Linked DNA regions of Mus musculus: region 1 is linked to region 2. Evidence: chromatin loops called from intact Hi-C (ENCODE). Cell type or tissue: left cerebral cortex. All regions are shown on one strand.

What was found. A loop is a pair of places that touch in the nucleus more often than their neighbours do. Peaks named below come from ENCODE experiments on the same cell type or tissue, not always from the same donor. Only the 100,000 strongest peaks of a DNase experiment are listed, where the experiment ranks them.
Region 1: a loop joins it to region 2, with 8 times the contacts of the local background. A loop is called at or near these places in 16 of 42 quality-filtered maps.

The regions. Positions count from the first base shown.
Region 1 is chr6:48,953,827-48,956,326 of GRCm38, reverse strand. It overlaps the pseudogene Gm18538. Among named protein-coding and RNA genes, the nearest start is that of Doxl2, 20 kb to the left of the region's middle. In left cerebral cortex, a CTCF peak has its summit at 1,145 (motif pointing right); a DNase peak (open chromatin) is centred at 1,159.
Region 2 is chr6:48,646,056-48,648,555 of GRCm38, reverse strand. It overlaps Gimap8 (GTPase, IMAP family member 8), which reads right to left and starts at 1,322. Exons shown (of 6, transcript NM_001077410.1): 1 at 1,271-1,322; 2 at 1,029-1,149. The coding sequence starts at 1,120. In left cerebral cortex, a CTCF peak has its summit at 1,392 (motif pointing left); a DNase peak (open chromatin) is centred at 1,390.

The DNA.
Region 1 (2,500 bases), 310 kb before region 2:
ATGGTCTCCTGTAGAACCAACACGATGGCCATGCAGCCCAGTGCCAAGATCCTTTGTGCCAACTCCATGGCTCTGGAACTCAGCAGAAGAGAGAACACTTAGGTATTTCTGTCTCCAAGTCAGCACTCCAGAGCACCTTGTCTCTAAGTCCTGTCTTTCCTACTAACTGTGCTTCCTCCCTTACCCAACTGAAGCCAGAGTTGGAGACTCTGGGTCCTTATGCACAGTTCACAGTGCTGTCTGGGCCCCTGTTTGCAACCACTTATTTCCTCCAGGGTATGAAAACCTCTTATAGTCTTTCTTATCTAGAGCATTCATGATTCCTCCTTCTCTTGGTGTTTTCTTACTGGGGAAAATTTCTTAGCATGGACCATCATGAGTCACAACAGATCAAGGCTTGATCATTCTGGGCAGCAAAGGGCTTATGTCCTGGCAGGACAGGTAGTGTACTGATAAACAAAACCACCAATGACCTTTTAGGGGCATGCATTTTGAAATTTCAGGTGTATGTTCAAAGTACAGTTTTTAGGGTTCAGCTCCCTGAGTTCAATTCCTGGTAGGTCACAACACCAAGGGCTGCTTGTGTGACCTTGCACATGCTTTTTAAAGTCTCTAGGGCTCCCTTGTCCAAGTGCAGAATGGAAATGATAGGAGCCACATGCAATTTTCTAAGGTTACAGAGAGAAACAAGATGAGAAACGTGGGGGACAATTGCAGCCTTCCAGGAATGCATGTTGTATCTATGTCTCTTCAGAGTGACTCTGATGATAGTTTGGCTTTAGAAATTTTGAGTAATACAGACTGGACTGAATGTGAATCCAGGATGGGCAAACTCCAGCTCTACTTAGCTCTTTTAGATTCCAGTTGGGTACCAAAGTCTTGACCACCAATGATGTCAGATGGGCTGGGCTACATCAAAGGAAGCCCCAGTGCTAGGATGGGGAACTCCCCTAGGACTTGCAGGAGGGTAAGAGTGATGGTTGCTCTCTGCTCTTGGGTAATGGGTCCCTGAGGACCGTGATAGTCACTTCTGCATCCTTATATTTCTAAGCCAGCTCCTCTGTGCTGTTGTAGAAATCACATTTACAGGAAGGCAGATCTACAGTGCAGAACATCTGGGCTTCTGTAATTCCCAGGGTCTTCAGCCCAGTAGGGGGCAGTAAGTGTCCTTCCATACAGTTCTGCAAGATAAACCTGCTGTGCACTTTCCTGGCTCTGCTACAGAGGCCCCACTCTTGAAGGCCTAACAGAGGCCACACTCTTGAAGGCCTGACATTGGATGACATGGTCTAGAGAGGGAATCTGGGAGTGCCAAGATAAACCTCATCCAGTGGCTTGGTGGCCTCCTCTAGCATGTCACAGAGGAGGCTATACTCTGCTTTGGAGAATCTGGAACTCATGTTATCCTGTGACAGCGACAGTGCTCTCATCTATAGGGGCTGTGGCAGAGGCCTGACAGCAATCTGACATTCCACTGGTCCTGGCTGCCAAAGATGAGAATATTGAGTTCCTTGTTCAGAATGTACTTTCTCTTTATCCAGAAAACCCAGCACATCTTTCTTCCTGGGCAGCAGCATCTCTATAAGGTACTCAGAGTTCTTGGCCCAAGTTGGTGTCGTGATGGCTGCAGTTCCAGCTCCTCCATGTGTTCCAGTAAGCTGTGTACAGCCTTTAGCCCACAAAATCCAGGACCCAGAACACTCAGGCATTGTCATTAAGTGTCTACCTGGGGCATTGTCATGAACATCTGTAACATCTGAGGTGTCAGTCACTTAATCCTGTGTCCGGTTCCTTCAGACCAGCCCCAGGGCTCCAGAGTTCCGGACAGAGCAGAGCAGAAGACTTCAGTATTTCCATCTCCAGGCCAATACCCCAGGCTAGCTCATCCCCAGGAGTTGTCTGCTTTTTCTGCTGACTTTGCTTTCATGCCCAGCCCCAGTGGAGACCAGAGCGAGAGTAGCTGGGTTGCCACCTCGGTTCCCAGTGCTGAGCACGTACTTACTTCTTCCCCTCATCTGTGAAATCTGATTTACATAAACTCTTCCATTTCCCCACTTCTTCTGGTGTCATCTCAGTGGGGAACATTCTTCAGCCATCTGAAGTCACAGCAACCCAAGGCTTAGTTATCTAGAGCTACCGACAGAGCGCTGGGCCAACAGAAAAGGGTGCCTTTATGATACAAATTCCCTTTCAAGGGGATGTATTTTGAATGTTAGTGTATTTGCTCAAATTCAGGCTCTGGGGTTAAGCTGCCTGGGTTCAAGTTCTGGGAAATCACACCACCAAGGACAACCTGGTTATCTTGGTTGTGTTAAACAATCTGAGCCTCTATTAGCTCGATGGTAAAATATAATGACAACAGCAGCATGCATATCCTGTGAGTGTGGAGAGAAGCAAGGTAACAGAAATACAACAGGCTCAGGACAATGCTGGTCTTCCAGGAGCAGTGTGGTGGCAATGCTTGTATGTATGTATGTATGTATGTATGTATGTATATATG
Region 2 (2,500 bases):
AGCTGACAGGGTGACCCATTCTGTTGGTGCCAGTCATCCTCTTCCCCAGTCACCTGATCATCAGCCAACAATCTCATCACAGTGGCCACAGTAACATGGATAGGGACTATACATGGGTCTGGTAATATCAAAGTATACAGTGCCATCTCTCTATAGCAGGATTCATGGGTCAGCAATTCATGGGTAAAAATCAAATGGGAACGACACTACTTGACCTCAGCAAAATCTTTGCTTCCAGTCCCCAAGATCTTACACTTTGTTAGCACAGAGGTCTTGGCTACAAAGAGCAAAATGTTTCCACCAAAAGACAATCATCACCCTATCCTGGCAGTTGAGTGAGTAAGTCTGTGAGTCCCGCTCTGTCTTCCCTGGATATTGCCCAAGGGTACCACGAGTTCAACCATTGGAAGGAGCTTCTGTGATTCATCCCACATCAAGGTGCAAGTGGTCCCAGAGAAAAGAGATCAGAGAGGCCTCCAGAGCCCAGCGGGGGAAGACGTTTAGTCCTAGACAGTGAGTCAGTCAGCATAAGAAAAGGAGTTAGCAGGTGAGGGCCAGTTTGGATTAAATGTACATAAACTCAAGACTTCCTTCAATACATGACTAACTGGATCTTTCTGTGAAAGGACTGGAAATTGTTCGAAGAGAGAATATAGGACATAGATACTGCCATCTGCTTCTCCAGGAGACCAACAGTCCCAGTGACAACCAGTGACTTCCTTCTGGGAGTCCAACCCCTGAGACACTCCCTGCTGGATCTTGAACCTCCCTGTCTGCCACACTTCTGTCCTCTTCTTCCTCCTTAGGTGTGAAGCCTTTCCCCACAGACCTCCTGGCAGGCAGCTGTTCCACATTCTTTCTTGGGAAAAATACGGTACATCCCTACTGGATCTGGTTGGAGTGACATAATTCCAGCTCTTGAAATCCAACCCAACACAGGGCAGACTGCCTTCCACAGTCTAAACTTATCACCCCCCCCCAAGCTATAATAGACCCCCCCCACACACACACACACCTCTGAAACATACCTCGGTCTTTCCCCCTGTCCTACTGATGCTTCACAGCTTCTGTGCTCTGCCTGGCTTCCTGCAGCTGCTCCTTGGTGGGATGAAGTCGCCATCTCTGCCCTCAGGTCAGTGGAAGCAAATCCTAAAGAGGGCCAAGAGCCACACAAGGAGAGTTAAAGATTTACCAGGCCACCCCAGTCTCCCTGGCAGGAGGATTTCCAAATGTTTCTAGGAAGAAAGAGGTTTCTAGAAGCATGTCTTACATCAGTAGAGCCTGAGAAGGAGCTCAGAGCACATAGGATGAACACGGAAGGGGCTTAGGGAGGGGCCGGTGTGAACACAAAGGCACAGGTCTTCTGGAGATGCCCTTGGGTGCCACCATGTGGCTGTGGGAGCACAGTCATTCACACTGCTACAGACAAAGATGGTAACAGAAAGGCCTACTTGGGTCTTGTCCTAGTAAGCTTCAGCTATGAATGTAACACAGACCTAGAGTCATCTGGGTAGAAAAAAAAAAAAAACAAAAAAAACACGACTGAATGATTGCCTATAACAGACTGGCCTGTGGCCATGCCTGAGAGCCATTTTCTTAATTGCTGATTTATATTAGAGTCCGTCAGGGTGGCCTGTGTCATCCCTCGGCAGGTGGCCCGAGCTGTGTAAGAAAGGCAGCTGAGCAAGCCAGAGGGAAAGGTAAGCAGCATTCCTTCATGGTCTCGGCTTTAGCTCCTGTCTCCAGGTTCCTGCCTGGAGCTCCTGCCCTGGCCTCTCTCCTGCAGATTATCACTTGTAGACTGAAATCAACCTTTTCCTCCTCAAGTTGCTTTTGGTCTTGATGTTTATCGCAGCAACAGAAAAGCAAACTAGATCAGGTCTATTCTTTGCAAAGACCAAAATCGGAAGTTTTTGATGAAGTCAGTTTGGGAGTAAAACCCAGCAGACTTTCCTCTTGGCTCATCCCCACCACCGTCTCCCTCAGCCTGGACTGATCACACAATGTAGATAAAACTACAAAGGAACCATTTGCTTTCTCCCAGAATAAAGTGCTCCCTCATAGATGAGAAAAAGCTTTCCCCCAGCTAGCAAAACACAGAAATGTTTGAACCTGAGTTTTCATATGACTCACAGAACTCACTGTGTCCCAGCGACCTAATCTGATCTGTACTTCCTAAGCAAGGGGCACACTGAGAACAGCATGGTTTCCTTGTTAGAAGTCTAAAGTGACGTGTGCTTATGCTATAAGGATCCTGAAGGATTTGGGGAACAGGGCACATACAGACTCATACACTGGCAAAGAAAACTGCCCTATCCCCCTCCCCCTCCCATTCACTCACCTCACCTTAATAAAGAAGGTCCACTCATAGAACAGTCCCCACCTCCCCTGGGCACCAGGTCAGTGCATAGAATACCATCTAATTAAAATGTTGAGGTGAAAACTATAGACTAGGATATACAGGTGCCTGTGAGGCTGAGCTAAGGGCTAGCAAGCTCTT